5 separate regions of the Homo sapiens genome follow, and regions 1, 2, 3 and 5 are each linked to region 4. The links are chromatin contacts, found by Hi-C or POLR2A ChIA-PET in ENCODE. All regions are on one chromosome and are shown on one strand. The core of a region is the stretch at or near the end of the contact, and the rest is flanking DNA. Distances in the headings are between cores, read along the strand shown. Region 1 holds the start of NTHL1 (nth like DNA glycosylase 1). Region 2 holds the start of MSRB1 (methionine sulfoxide reductase B1). Region 3 has its middle 6.4 kb from the start of GNG13. Region 4 holds the start of UQCC4 (ubiquinol-cytochrome c reductase complex assembly factor 4). Region 5 holds the start of CHTF18 (chromosome transmission fidelity factor 18).

What was found. Hi-C counts contacts between places; a loop is a spot of excess contacts on that map. ChIA-PET counts read pairs that join two places held with the same protein, here RNA polymerase II (POLR2A). Pooled maps may share reads with other maps.
Region 1: a map of CD4-positive, alpha-beta T cell shows a loop between it and region 4 (6-fold over the local background). The contact joins the promoter of NTHL1 here to the promoter of UQCC4 in region 4. A Hi-C loop is called at or near these places in 1 of 168 maps with a recorded cell type or tissue (CD4-positive, alpha-beta T cell), 2 of 37 single-sample maps with no recorded cell type and 11 of 50 pooled maps. POLR2A ChIA-PET finds 5 or more read pairs at or near these places in 1 of 52 experiments (MCF 10A).
Region 2: a map of CD8-positive, alpha-beta T cell shows a loop between it and region 4 (2.9-fold over the local background). The contact joins the promoter of MSRB1 here to the promoter of UQCC4 in region 4. A Hi-C loop is called at or near these places in 2 of 168 maps with a recorded cell type or tissue (CD8-positive, alpha-beta T cell and naive thymus-derived CD4-positive, alpha-beta T cell), 7 of 37 single-sample maps with no recorded cell type and 11 of 50 pooled maps.
Region 3: a loop to region 4 is called in a map with no recorded cell type, with 19 times the contacts of the local background. The contact joins the enhancer-like site here to the promoter of UQCC4 in region 4. A Hi-C loop is called at or near these places in 6 of 37 single-sample maps with no recorded cell type and 6 of 50 pooled maps. POLR2A ChIA-PET finds 5 or more read pairs at or near these places in 2 of 52 experiments (activated CD4-positive, alpha-beta T cell and endothelial cell of umbilical vein).
Region 5: a loop to region 4 is called in a pooled map, with 10 times the contacts of the local background. The contact joins the promoter of CHTF18 here to the promoter of UQCC4 in region 4. A Hi-C loop is called at or near these places in 2 of 37 single-sample maps with no recorded cell type and 5 of 50 pooled maps. POLR2A ChIA-PET finds 5 or more read pairs at or near these places in 3 of 52 experiments (WTC11, endothelial cell of umbilical vein and naive thymus-derived CD8-positive, alpha-beta T cell).

The regions. Positions count from the first base shown.
Region 1 is chr16:2,046,549-2,049,248 of GRCh38, reverse strand. It overlaps NTHL1 (nth like DNA glycosylase 1), which reads left to right and starts at 1,415. Exons shown (of 6, transcript NM_002528.7): 1 at 1,415-1,540. The coding sequence starts at 1,426. It overlaps TSC2 (TSC complex subunit 2), which reads right to left and starts at 1,264. Exons shown (of 42, transcript NM_000548.5): 1 at 1,184-1,264; 2 at 496-662. The coding sequence starts at 633. RefSeq lists a silencer at 1,001-1,230 and enhancers at 1,321-1,410, 1,861-1,920, 1,512-2,011.
Region 2 is chr16:1,941,850-1,944,549 of GRCh38, reverse strand. MSRB1 (methionine sulfoxide reductase B1) reads left to right here and starts at 1,351. Exons shown (of 4, transcript NM_016332.4): 1 at 1,351-1,448. The coding sequence starts at 1,394. It overlaps RPL3L (ribosomal protein L3 like), which reads left to right. Exons shown (of 10, transcript NM_005061.3): 10 at 1-576. It overlaps LOC124903625 (a long non-coding RNA gene), which reads right to left and starts at 1,756. Exons shown (of 2, transcript XR_007064940.1): 1 at 1,669-1,756; 2 at 1-1,565. RefSeq lists a silencer at 878-1,377 and an enhancer at 2,562-2,700.
Region 3 is chr16:805,738-808,437 of GRCh38, reverse strand. No RefSeq gene overlaps it. Among named protein-coding and RNA genes, the nearest start is that of GNG13, 6.4 kb to the right of the region's middle. RefSeq lists an enhancer at 371-600 and a silencer at 681-890. Within about 2 kb of position 1,302, at least 33 of the 41 ENCODE cell types and tissues checked have a DNase peak (open chromatin) inside an H3K27ac peak, as active enhancers do; they include endothelial cell of umbilical vein, where a contact is called at or near this core.
Region 4 is chr16:1,419,372-1,422,071 of GRCh38, reverse strand. UQCC4 (ubiquinol-cytochrome c reductase complex assembly factor 4) reads left to right here and starts at 1,325. Exons shown (of 2, transcript NM_001272051.2): 1 at 1,325-1,380; 2 at 1,460-2,320. The coding sequence starts at 1,349. The coding sequence ends at 1,826. RefSeq lists enhancers at 633-1,035, 325-1,178, 1,152-1,311, 1,562-1,611, 1,622-1,691 and 1 more.
Region 5 is chr16:787,370-790,069 of GRCh38, reverse strand. CHTF18 (chromosome transmission fidelity factor 18) reads right to left here and starts at 1,450. Exons shown (of 22, transcript NM_022092.3): 1 at 1,295-1,450; 2 at 945-1,139; 3 at 710-860; 4 at 355-523. The coding sequence starts at 1,385. It overlaps RPUSD1 (RNA pseudouridine synthase domain containing 1), which reads left to right and starts at 1,689. Exons shown (of 6, transcript NM_058192.3): 1 at 1,689-1,814; 2 at 2,326-2,514; 3 at 2,593-2,700. The coding sequence starts at 2,333. RefSeq lists silencers at 1,157-1,216, 1,397-1,856, 1,877-1,966 and an enhancer at 2,416-2,700.

The DNA.
Region 1 (2,700 bases), core at 166-2,665, 630 kb before region 4:
ATGGGTGTGGTGGCACGTGTCTGTAGTCCCAGCTACTCAGGAGGCTGAGGCAGGAGAACCACTTGAAACTGGGAGGCAGAGGTAGCAGCGAGCAGAGATTGTGCCACTGCACTCCAGCCTAGGCAACAGAGCAAGACTCAGTCTCAAAAAAAAAATAAAATAAAGAACCTACTTCTCCCAGGAACTCACATCTTATCATGTAACACCTGGACATATCCTTACCTGTGAAGATGATGATACTCAGGCCTCATCTATAAGATGGGCTTTCTTTCATCAACATCTGAATAGTAACTCAAGTGTGCCTGAACCAGGTCACCAAGATCCTGACTTTCGAAGTCTCCTGAGGAAGGACATGTCGGCCTCCAAGTACTGGAGACAGCATTCCTGTGTAGACAGTTGCCAGCAACCCGTCTCCCACAGAACCTGGTGCAAGACCAAACCCAGCCTTCTCTGCATTTCCCTCTAGCCTAGCAAAGACACAGGTAGCTCACTCACTCTCAGTATTTCCGCGGTGATGATAAACTCCGTCTGTTTACCCTCTGCAGACCTGGGATTTGGCCTCGGTGTTCCCAGTCCCAACAGAATCTTAAACTTCTCCTTCAAGCCTGAATCTTTGCTTGTTGGTTTGGCCATGGTGGACCAGGACGCACCAGAAAACCCCTCTGTGCAAACGAAACAGGAATGGGGACATCTGAGCAACACCTCTGCCCACCTTCCCCACTGCGGACCTCCAGCCGTCAGGACCCTGGGTCTCTGGTGGGCATAACCTTTCCTCCCACACTCCCTGGGAGAACTCAACTACAGCCCAGCTGACCAGCTCGCAAACAGGCACCTAGGAAAGCCCGGGAGACACCAGGCCTGGTCTAGAGAGCTCTCTACTCAGACGCTGCCGCCCGCCCCGCCCGACTCAGTGCACGGGTTAGGACTGCCGCCGCGAAGTCCTGGGAGCCCCGACGTTTGCCGTCTCTCCTCTACCCATGTGAAGCAGGAGCTGTCACGGAGCCGCCTGCAGCAGAGACCCGTTCGCACCCGCCATGACTTAAAACTAAGGGATGCTCGGAGCTCCGGAGTCGGGTTGCAGTGGGCGCGGGTGAGGGCCCGGGACCCGGACACTGCGGGGTCCGCCTCTCTAGGCCGCTGCCCCGTGGGGACCGCCACTTGCCCCGTGGGGACCGCCACTTACCCCGCGCCGCGCCACCGCGCTCCGGGCCGCCCCGACGCGGAGAAAGGCGCACCCCCCTGGCCCCGGGACGCCGCCGGAAGCGCGACCCGCACTTCCGGTAGCGGCATTGCGCGGAGGGCCGCCTTGGGAGCTTGCTGGGAGTTGTAGTTCTGTGCCGCCCTCTGGCGGAAAGGCCGGCGATCCTTGCATCACGTGACGGGGCCGCATGGGCCGCCGGGATGTGTAGTCCGCAGGAGTCCGGCATGACCGCCTTGAGCGCGAGGATGCTGACCCGGAGCCGGAGCCTGGGACCCGGGGCTGGGCCGCGGGGGTGTAGGGAGGAGCCCGGGCCTCTCCGGAGAAGAGAGGCTGCAGCAGGTAGCGCCGCGCCGTGGCTGGAGCGTGGGAGGAGGCGGGATAGGGGCTGCAGGCTGGAGTCCCGGGCCGCCTCCTGCGGCTCCCAGCTGCGCGGGCAGGGGCTGCAAACCCGGCAGCCGCGAACGGTTCCCACGTGCGGCCCTGCGTTCCCACCTTGCGCCTTTTTCCCAAAGATTGCGGTCCGCAGGGGCTGGGTTTCGGGCGCTCCGCTCCGCTGCCCCCTTTCGCCCCAAGCAAGAAAACGCTTCCTTTCCCACCACTCTGTCCGGGACTCTCCACTCCAGGCTCTGTGGGTCCCATCCCCGCCCTCCTGCAGTGAACTTGCTGTCCTCGGAGAGGCTGGGTGCCAAGGACACACGCAGCCAGAAGCCTGCTCCCCCAGCTCGGGGGAGGGTGCCTCTGAGGGAAAACAGGAAAGGGCATGGCACTTATTATATTTATCCTGCAGCCGTTGAGGACCTGCTGGGGGCCAAGCACTGCAGTGAGCAGTGAGGGACACGGACAGGGCCTCTGCGCTAGTCCCGCTGGGACTTCTGCAGAATTGGCCAGAGCTGGATTCCCATAGGCACCCAGGGACCCCAGGGGTAGTCCAGACTATGTCAGGAGGAACTGGTGCAGCTGGGAGCAGGCAGGTGGTGATGCCAGCCAGGGTGGCAGGAGCTTTGATGCCAGGATAGAGTTTGGAGTTTATTATGACAGTAAACGGAAGTCAATTAGGAGGTTTTGTTGTTTGTTTTGAGATCGGGTCTTGCTCTGTCACCCAGGCTGTAGTGGAGTGTTGTGATCTCAGCTCACTGCAACCTCCGCCCCCCAGGTTCAAGCAGTTCTCCTGCCTCAGCCTCCCAAGTAGCTGAGACTATAGGCCCCTGCCACCACACCCGGCTAACTTTTGTATTTTTAGTAGAGATGGGGTTTTGCCATATTGGCCAGGCTGGTCTTGAACTCCTGACCTCAAGTGATCCACCCACCTCGGCCTCCCAAAGTGCTGGGATTACAGGCTTGATCCACCGCGCCCGGCCGGCCAGGATTTTTTAAAAGGGAGTGACACAACCTGATGTGGGTGTTAGCAGACTGTCTCTGGTGCAGTATAGAAGATGTATTGGGGGCACCTTGGTACAGGCTGTTGCTAGAGTCCTCATGAGCTAACATGGACCTTGTCA
Region 2 (2,700 bases), core at 102-2,601, 520 kb before region 4:
TTTTTTGAGAGAGTCTTGATCTTGTCGCCCAGGCTGCTGGAGTGCCGGGGAGCAGAGTTTTTAAGGATAACTTGGCGGGTGGGGAGAGCCAGTGAGCCAGGAGAGCCGATTGGTCAGGGAGGAAATCACAGGGAGTCAGCTGTCTTCTTGCGCTGAGTCAGCTCCTGGGTGGTGGCCACAAGATCAGATGAGCCAGTTTATCAATCTGGTTGGTGCCAGCAGATCCATCAAGTTGCAGGGTCGGCAAAATATCTCAAGCACTGATCTTAGGGGCAGCTTAGGGAGGGTCAGAATCTTGTAGCCTCCAGATGCACGACTCCTAAACCATAATTCCCAATATTGTGGCTAATGTTAGTCCTAAAAATGCAATCTAGTCCCCAGGCAAGGAGGTGGTCTGCTTTGGGAAAGGGCTGTTACTGTCTTTGTTTTAAACTATAAACTGGCTGGGCGCGGTGGCTCACGCCTGTAATCCCAGCACTTTGGGAGGCCAAGATGGGCGGATCACCTGAGGTCGGGAGTTCAAGACCAGCCTGGCCAACATCGAGAAACCTCGTCTCTATTAAAAATACAAAATTAGCTGGGCGTGGTGGCGCATGATTGTAATCCCATCTACTCGGGAGGCTGAGGCAGGAGAATTGCTTGAACCAGCGAGTTGGAGGTTGCAGTGAGCTGAGATCGCGCTACTGCACTCCAGCCTGGAAACAGAGTAAGACTCCGTCTCAAAAGAAAGAAAGAAAGAAAGAAAAAAACAAAAAACTATAAACTGAGTTTCTCCCAAAGTTATTTCAACCTACCAGCAGGGATGAATAAGGACAGCTTGGAGGTTAGAAGCAAGATAGAGTCGGCTGAGTTAGATCTCTTTCACTGTTTCAGTCATCATTTTGCAAAGGCGGTTTCACCTGGGCGCGGAAAGGCTGCATGACCTCCGGCAGCTCCGGGCTTAGTACCAGGGACTGGACTGGGGGGACACGACCCTACGGATTCGCGCCGTCGCCCACCTGGCCAGGCCCCATGTGCGCCCCTAGCCACCAGGGCGCGAGGGGCGGCAGGGGCGGGGCCTTGGGGAAGCGGCCTAGGGGTGGTCCCTGGGAGTTTCCATGGGCGGGGCCTGCTGGGGAGATGCGATTGGACTGGCACCGGGGGGCGGGGCCTTGGGGAAGTGGCCCAGGAGTGGTCCCAAGGAGTCAACGTGGGCGGGGCCAGCTGGGAAGATCGTATTGGACCAGCCCTGAGGAGGGGCGGGGCCTCCCGGAGGCGGAAGCCGGGATTCGCCCTCCGGGGAGCGATTGGTCCTCGGGAGGGGCGGGGAGGTGGACGCGGGTACCGGCGGTCGTCGGGTCGGCAGCCTTTGGTCAGTTGGCAGCGGCAAGCGCGCTGCGGTTCCGGTGGCGCCATGTCGTTCTGCAGCTTCTTCGGGGGCGAGGTTTTCCAGAATCACTTTGAACCTGGTTGGTCCTGCGGCCTCTCGCTGGGAGGGCAGCGCGGCGGGGGGCGCGCATTAGCGGGGGCGCCGCCGTCGTCCGGGGGTGATGTCTCTCCCAAGCCGGGAATGGGGGCGAATGTGGCTGCCGGGGAGAAGCGAACAGGGGTCAAAAGGACTGCGGAGGAGTGGGGAGCCTGGGGGCGAGGAGAGTGGGGTACCCGAGGAGAGGGGGCCTTGGGGCTCACCGTCCTGGAGGGGGCAGGCCTCGAGTGTGAACGTGCCGTTTCGGGGGTGGGTCTAAGGGATCGGGATACGTGGGGGTGGTACCCCTTCCCTACCCCCTACACTCCAAAGTGATGGCGCTGGGGGAATTCGGGTTAGGGTCGGGGCTTCGGAGAGGCCAGGTTCTTGTCCAGGGCCAGCTCCTGTGGCCGGGGCGCCCCTTCGCGGGTCATCCCGCAGGTGTTACCCTGGCCCTTCCCATTCCCCCGAGTCCGGGATCTCTGGGAGGAGTCTGGCAAGCATAGAATGTCCCCTTCAGATCCTAATGTGCCGGCCCAGGTGCCTCCCCACCTGCCCAGGGACTCCAAATTGGGGAACCAGGAGTGCCACCAGGCACCTGCCAACAGCCCGTGAAGTTTGACCAGGCAGGCAGGATGGGGTGGTTTGGGGCATGGCCAGCCCTCCACACTGGCCCTGATGAATCCCTTCTGGGCTGGGCTCGCCTGGTAGTGGACTAATTTGGTAAAAACACATCCACAGGCAAGTCTGAGTGCACTGGTCTCCTTGGGCGGATCTGCTGGGTGGCACCCCTGTAGCGGGTTGGGCTGTGACACAGGACCATCCCGGCAAAGCCTCCCCCAGCAAGACTCTCTGGCTTTAGATCCCAGTTGTCCTCAGGCTGCTCTGCCAAGCCAGAAACTCCACTTCCACAGCAGCTGCTGGCTTCTCTTTGCTTTTTTCTCCAGTTCCTGGAAAAGGCTGGGTAGTTTACAGTCTCCAGGGGAGGCTGTCCCCAGGTGATGGGTGAGAGGTGACTCAGCACCCCTGGAGGTTCCTGTTTTCAGTCCTTAAAACAGTTCTGCAAGTCAGTTTTGCAACTTTCCCACCCCCTCCACTCCAAAGGGATCCTTTGTGGGTAGGCTGAAATCTGTTGTCCCCAGCCCTCTTTCTTCCTGGGCTCCTGTGTGGCCTGGAGGCCTTTTCTCTGGGACTGTTCTCTTCCTGCCTGGAGAGCAGAGCAGTGCCTGGGTATCCAGCTTAGGGCCTCGTTGGGC
Region 3 (2,700 bases), core at 53-2,552, 610 kb after region 4:
AGACGCGAGGTCAGATCTCACTCTCCATTGCCCTCATCTTGCGGACGCATCATCGGCGACCCCAGCCCCCCACCCCCCGCCCCTCCTTTTCTCTTCCCACCGTGGGCTCAGAAACAGGACCGGAGCCTTCCTTACCCCGCAGCCCGCTTTCCCCCTTTAAATACGGAGGCCTCAAAACCATCTCTGGAGAAAGGCATCGACCTGTCCCCCCAGGCGCGACCTCGACCTTGCCGAGCCACGCTCCGAAGCCCACCGAGGCCTGTCCCGGCTACTTCTTGGTTTACAACTGAAATGGACCAAAAAGACAGCGGGCATCCTTCTGGATCATCTGATTCTGCAGGGGTCTGCGACTTTCGCCGTCTTCGAGATATTTTACGGTCCTGGAGTTGCAGAAAACGTCGAGCAACGCGAGCGACTCTCGACCAGCGTCGCGTCCGTCAAATGCAATCGATCATCGCCAGTGGAGAGTGACCGGATATGAGAGCCCTGCCCGACTCCAACATGGCCGCCCAGCCCACGACCGAGGCCTGGGCAGCCGCTGCCAGGAGCCAAGATGGCTGCGACGAGCGCTGACGTCACGCGGGCGGCCACCGTGCGCGGCTGACCCTTTCCTGCCGGGACCCGGAAATTATCTCCCAAGGCGGAAGTAAACGGCGCGCGACGGTCGGTTGAAAAGTTGGCCGGGGCGGGCGAAGGCTGCGAGCGGGGCCGTCCGGGTGGTCTGGGCGACTGCCCCGAGGGCCCGCCACGCCCTGGGGCCAGCCCTGACCGTCTTACCTCAGTTTCCCCACCTGTAAGAGGGATCCGCTGGCGGGTCCCTTTGCCATCCCCCTTCTCTAAATGCAGGGACAGAAGACGGCCGCTGGCGGGACGGCCACAGGGGCCCAGGCCCGGCGCCTGCACGCGGGGCTCGCGCCCGGGTGTTTGGCCATATCGGGAGGCGGCAGGAGGCGGCGGCGAGGGGCCCTGGCGAGGGCACAGGCGGGTCAGGGAGCAGCGCTGGCTGAGGCCCGGCGGCCAGAGGGAGCGGGAGGGAAGGTGCGGGGCCTGGGCTGCTGCCTCCTGGGCACGTCTAGCTTTCGAGGGTCACACCGCGGGGAGAGGTGACATTTTGAAAAGGTAATGGGGGCCACGATCCCTCCAGAGGCTATAGGGAGGACCCTTCCTGCCTCTTTGAGCTCCTGGGGGCTCTGGGAGCTCCAGGCGTCCTTAAGAGGCTTGTGGCCGCGTGGCTCCAAACTTGTTTTTGTTTTGTTTTGTTTTGTTTTGTTTTTTGAGACGGAGTCTCGCTCTGTCACCCAAGCTGGAGTGTAGCGGCGCGATCACGGCTCACTGCAAGCTCCGCCTCCCGGGTTCTCGCCATTCTCCTGCCTCAGCCTCCCGAGTACCTGGGACTAGAGGCGCCCGCCACCACACCTGGCTAATTTTTTTGTATATTTTTTTTAGTAGAGACAGGGTTTCACCGTGTTGGCCAGGATGGTCTCAACCTCCTGACCTCGTGATCCGCCTGCCTCCGCCTCCCAAAGTGCTGAGATTGCAGGCGTGAGCCACCGCCCCCGGCCCAAACATTTTTTTTTTTTTTTTTTTTTTTTTTTTGAGATGGAGTCTCCCTCTGTTGCCCAGGCTGGAGTGCAATGGCATGATCTCGGCTCACTGCAACCTCCACCTCCTGGGTTCAAGTGATTCTCCTGCCTCAGCCTCCCGAGTAACTGGGACTACAGGCGCGCAGGCCACCACCCCTGGCTAATTTTTGTATTTTTAGTAGAGACAGGTTTCCACCATGTTGGCCAGGTGGTCTGCCCACTTTGGCCTCCCAAAGTGCTGGGATTACATATGTGAGCCACCATGCCCGGCCTCAACTTTTTTTGAGACAGAGTCTCACTCTGTTGCCCAGGCTGGAGTGCAGTGACATTATCTCAGCTCACTGCAGCTTCCACCTCCCAGGCTCAAGCAATCCTCCCACCTCAGCCTCTCCAATAGCTGGGACCACAGGTGCGCACCACCACACCCAGCTAATTTTTGTATTTTTTTGTAGAGACAGGGTCTCACTTTGTTGTCCAGGCTGGTCTCCAACTCCTGAGCTCAAGGGATCCTCCCGCCTTGGCCTCCATAAGTGCTGGGATTACAGGTGTAAGCCGCTACTTCCTGTCGTCTACTCTCTGTATTTTGCAAATAAAACGTTTGCAGGTCATGTCAAACATCAAGTGATTGATCTGTGGGGACGCAGGCGCCTTCCTCAGAGCCCCTCCCTCCCCTGCTTCTGCCCCAGCCAGCCTTGTGCATCTGCAGATACCGAGGCTGCTCAGGGGCGCTCTGCTGTCCACTGAGTGCGAGGAGTCTCAGGCGCTGCAGGGACCCGGGTGCTGCCACACGGGTGGACAGCCCATGGTGGCCGGTTGGAGGCCTCTAGCACAGACCCTGCACACCTGGAGGCTTCTGCTGGCAAAGCCCTGGGACCTAAGACCAGATGCCCAGGGCTATGGCCCACTTGGGATGACACACAGGGTCCCCAGATGTGTGCATCTACCCCAGTGACCCCCTTTTTGGGATGCTTGTGTCTGTTCTGGGGCTGCTCTGGGCCCCAGGGGTTGGGGGTGGGCGGTGTCCCCTTGTGAGAAGGGGCCCGCATGGCAGGAGTTCCCTGTGGGCGCAGGCCAGGCCCTGGAACGGTCTGTACCTCGCACACTGCATTTGCGAGCG
Region 4 (2,700 bases), core at 76-2,575:
TCCTTCAGCTTCCCAAGTAGCTGGAACTACAAGCGAGCGCCACCACCCCAGGCTACTTTTTGTATTTTTAGTAGAGACAGGGTTTCACCATACTGGCCAGGCTGGTCTCAAACTCCTGACCTCGTGATCCACCCGACTTGGCCTCCCAAAGTGCTGGGATTACAGGCGTGAGCCACCACACCCGGCCTGATCTTAGATTTTACAATAGTGATGTTATCCCCAGGAGCAATTTGGGGAGGTTCAGACTCTTTTTTTTTTTCAGACTGAGCCTCGCTCTGTCGCCCAGGCTGGAGTACAGTGGCTCCATCTCGGCTCACTGCAACCTCTGCCTCCCAGGTTCAAGCGATTCTCCTGCCTCAGCCTCCCGAGTAGCTGGGACTACAGGCGCCCGCCACCACGCCCGGCTAATTTTTTGTATTTTTAGTAGAGACAGGGTTTCATCGTATTAGCCAGGATGGTCTCGATCTCCTGACCTCATGATCTGCCCGCCTCGGCCTCCCAAAGTGCTGGGATTACAGGCGTGAGCCACGGCGCCCGGCCAATTTCTAATTTTGCAGCTGATTTATTAGTCCTGCAAAGGCAGACTGGTCTTCAGGCAAGACGGGGGTTTTTTCTGGAAAGGGCTGTTGACTTTGATTCAGAGTGAAACCATGAACTGAAATCCTTCCCAAAGTTAGCTCTGCCCACGCCCAGGAATGAACCAGGACAGCTTAAGGGTGGGAAGCACGACGGAGCCCCTTAGGTCTCATCTCTTCCACTGTCATTTCCTCAGTGATAATTTTTGCAAAGGCGGTTTCAGAGGCCGCAGTGACGTGAGATCGCGCCACTGCACTCCAGCCTGGGCGACAGAGAGAGTCCCTGTCTCACGAAAAGAACTAAACGGAAAAAAAAAAAAAAAAAAAATAGGGCGGTGCCACGGCCTTCGGGGAAGCCGGCAGAGAGGTGCGGGCGCCCAGCCCAGGGCAGGCGGGCAGGGCTGAGGGCGCGGATCCCCAACCAGGCCCCGCGCACCTTCATGACGGTTCAGAACTGCTCCGAGGCAAACTCAGACAACTCTCTGAGGACAACGTCCGCCCCCGCGGCGCCCGCCTCTCTTCGGGGCCAGGGACCGGGGTGTCGGTCCTATTCGAAAGGGACGGAGAACTACATTTCCCGGCATGCCATCGCGCACTCCGGGCCTGCGACGGAAAGAGCTCTTCGCAGCCGAACGTCATTTCCGCTGCGCTACTGGGACCACGTTCTGTAGTCGTGAGCGGAGGCCTGGTATGGCGCCCGGTTTCCGGTTTCCGGCGACGGAAGTGACGCTATCACGGCGCGCCAAGGCGTCAGTCGAGGAGTCAAGGCAGCAATGAATCGTGTCTTGTGTGCCCCGGCGGCCGGGTGAGCTCCTCAAGGTCTCGGAGGGCCGAGGGCAGACACCGGCGGGCGGGCGGAGCGCTTACTGCTCTCTCTCTTCCAGGGCCGTCCGGGCGCTGAGGCTCATAGGCTGGGCTTCCCGAAGCCTTCATCCGTTGCCCGGTTCCCGGGATCGGGCCCACCCTGCCGCCGAGGAAGAGGACGACCCTGACCGCCCCATTGAGTTTTCCTCCAGCAAAGCCAACCCTCACCGCTGGTCGGTGGGCCATACCATGGGAAAGGGACATCAGCGGCCCTGGTGGAAGGTGCTGCCCCTCAGCTGCTTCCTCGTGGCGCTGATCATCTGGTGCTACCTGAGGGAGGAGAGCGAGGCGGACCAGTGGTTGAGACAGGTGTGGGGAGAGGTGCCAGAGCCCAGTGATCGTTCTGAGGAGCCTGAGACTCCAGCTGCCTACAGAGCGAGAACTTGACGGGGTGCCCGCTGGGGCTGGCAGGAAGGGAGCCGACAGCCGCCCTTCGGATTTGATGTCACGTTTGCCCGTGACTGTCCTGGCTATGCGTGCGTCCTCAGCACTGAAGGACTTGGCTGGTGGATGGGGCACTTGGCTATGCTGATTCGCGTGAAGGCGGAGCAGAATCTCAGCAGATCGGAAACTGCTCCTCGCCTGGCTCTTGATGTCCAAGGATTCCATCGGCAAGACTTCTCAGATCCTTGGGGAAGGTTTCAGTTGCACTGTATGCTGTTGGATTTGCCAAGTCTTTGTATAACATAATCATGTTTCCAAAGCACTTCTGGTGACACTTGTCATCCAGTGTTAGTTTGCAGGTAATTTGCTTTCTGAGATAGAATATCTGGCAGAAGTGTGAAACTGTATTGCATGCTGCGGCCTGTGCAAGGAACACTTCCACATGTGAGTTTTACACAACAACAAATGAAAATAAATTTTAATTTTATAATATGGGATTAGATGATTCCCTTTTTTTGCATCTAGTTTTTAAAAAGGGGGTATTTGGGCAGCTATTGTTTTTTATTTTAATCTCTTCTTGTTTACCAGAGCACGTAAGTTAGTTGCACCAGCAGCTATTTTTAAAAGTTTCCTTTTCCGGTCGGGCGCGGTGGCTGACGCCTGTAATCCCAGCACTTTGGGAGGCTGAGGCGGGCGGATCACGAGGTCAGGAGATCGAGACCATCCTGGCCAACACGGTGAAACCCTGTGTCTACTAAAAAATACAAAAAATTAGCCGGGCGTGGTGGCGGGCCCCTGGAGTCCCAGCTACTCCGGAGGCTGAGGCAGGAGAATGGCGTGAACCCTGGAGGCGAAGCTTGCAGTGAGTCGAGATCGC
Region 5 (2,700 bases), core at 201-2,700, 630 kb after region 4:
GCCAGTGAGGGGTGGGAGACTGGACAGGGGTGCCAAAGGAATGAAGCCATCCAGATGGGTCAGCTGCAAAGGGAAATTGGGGGCAGCTTTAGGAGAAAGGAGGAAAGGGCAAAAGCAGGAGGGGAAGCAAGGAGGCCCTCTCCACCCGAGGCCATACAAACAGGCTGGACAGCAACCTGCTGTGGGGAGGCTGTGTCCTCTAAGTCTACGCCCCATGACGCAGCCTCCCCCTCTGCACCCCTGGGGCTCTGCACAGGACCCGCTTTAAGCAAATGGCAGGGGTGAGGGGCTCCAAGGACCCTTTCCTGAGCAGCACTGGCCCACCCACCGTGCAGGAAGGCCACAGCCACGCACCTGCACCCCCGGGGCCATGGGGTCAGCACGCAGCACCAGATAAGCCCGGACGCCCTCCGTGGATGTCACGTGGACGTAGTCCTCCAAGATGGGGGGCCGCCTCAGGACGGGATTGCGGGCAGCTGGTGAGGCCCGTGTGAGACCCACGTCGGCAGCAGCTTCTGAGACTCTGGAGAGAGACCGGGGCTCAGTGGCAGAAACTCAAGCGTGGGGTCACCCTTGGATATGGGTGTCCGAGACTGCTCTCAGCCATGGAACCCTCCCCACCCCCCAGGCCTCATCCAGGGCACGGGATGGGCTCCATCTGAGTCCCACTGGACAGATGGGATGGGACGCCCATGTCCAAGCCACACACCCGTGGCCCCAAAGCTCTGCGAGGTCCTCAGGGCTCGGCGGCGGGGTGATGTCCGTCGGCGAGGAGTCGGGAGGGGGCGGCTCCTCCATCTCCTCCGATCTGAAGTTCAGCCTCTTGACCACCTGCAGCCTAGGCCGTTTGATCCTGGGGGCTGGGGGAGACACATGCAGGGAACCAGAGGCCTCCTCAGCCTCGCGCCCACTCCGGAGGCCCTGGGGCAATGCCGCCAACCTACCGTGGGGCAGGGACCCGGCCGGCTGCAGGTCGGCGTCCACCTGCCTCTTCCTGGCGCCGCCCTGGCTGCTGCCCACAGATGCGGCTGGGGCGGGACTGGAGGCCGCGTCCCCTCTGGCAAGGGCCTCCTCGAACGTCCGCGGGGGTCGGCCCGCGGTGAACAGGGGGACCCCGGAGGGCGACGGAGTCGACGCCCCTGCTGGGAGAGGAGATTGTCAGCGGCCGCCCCGAGACAGCAGATCCCGCCAGCGGCGACGTGGAGGCCCCTTCGGCCCCCGGCACGCCCTCCCCGAGGTCGCCACTGTCCCGGCTTTCGCAGCTCCTCCCCAACGGCCGGGGGCCGCGCCCCACCTTCCAGCTCTGCCAGCACCTCCAGCTCGGCCGCGAACTGGTTGTGGAAATCATCCTCGACGCCGCACAGCTCCTGCTCGTAGTCCTCCATACCGTCCGCGAGCCCGAGCTCCCGCTCCGAACCTCCCGCGCCGCCGCCGCCGTCGCGCACTGCCCGCCCCGAGCGTGCCGGGCGCCGCCAATCAGCAGCCGGCGTGCCCGGCGGCGCGCGCCATTGGTTGGCGTGGCGGAGGCGGGGCTGCGCGAGGGGTGGGCGGGGCGAGTTCCTGCTCCGCAGCCCCCGCGTCCTGTCCTGGGGAGCTCGCCATTGGCCGCCGCAGCCGCCCTTCCGCGGCGGGGGCGGGCCGGGGGCGGGCCGGGGGGGGGGGCGGGGCTGCGCGCGCAGCGGTGCAGGGCGGAAGCGCTGCCAGGCGTCCGGAGCGGAGCTTCCAGGGTCTCTGGGTCGCCAGCGCGCGGGCGCGCGGCTGGAGCCGGCGCCGGGCACGGCATCGGGGGCCTGGACTGCACGGCCCGGCAGCAGGTTGGTCTTGGCGTGGGCGTGGGCGCGGGAGGGGCTCGGAGCCAGGGTCGGCCTGCCCACCGGGCCTGTGCGGGGCGCGGGTCTGCGCGGACTGCGGGGAGCGAGGAGGCCCCAGCCCTAACCCGCGCTGCGGGCAGACCTGGCTGCCGGGCCTGGTAGTGCTGCAGCCCCTCCCCGCCCCCACCGTCGGGCAGAGGCATTCACGTGCATCCCCTGGAGGGGAGGGTCTGTGGGGAGGATCTGTGGGGCAGGTTTGGAACGGGCTCTTTCTCCAGGCTTAGGTCAGGCAGGGCCCTTCAGGTCAGCCCGGAGCAGGCTGACTCCTTGACTCCCCAGCTGACGCCCTGGGGACTGATCTCGGGGACTGAGGATGCAGGTGCACAGTAGGGCTGCGGACCCGGCTCGGTGGCTTCGCACCGGAGCCCGGGTGGGGCGGTGCGGGTACCTCTGTATGCTGGGCTGGGGGCGCACCACGTGCTCACAGCACACGCACCCACGCGTGGCTCGGCAGGCCGGCCATGGAGCCAGGCAGCGTGGAGAACCTGTCCATCGTGTACCGGAGCCGCGACTTCCTGGTGGTCAACAAGCACTGGGACGTTCGCATTGACAGCAAGGCGTGGCGGGAGACTCTGACCCTGCAGAAGCAGCTGCGGTACCGCTTTCCCGAGCTGGCCGACCCTGACACCTGCTACGGGTTCAGGTAGGGGGGGCGGCCGGAGCCCCACGGTGGCGTCTGTGGAGGAAAGTGGCTCAGACTCTGGACTCTGTCCCACTCCAGGTTCTGCCACCAGCTGGATTTCTCCACCAGCGGGGCGCTGTGCGTGGCCCTAAACAAGGCAGCCGCCGGCAGCGCGTACAGGTGCTTCAAGGAGCGGCGCGTGACCAA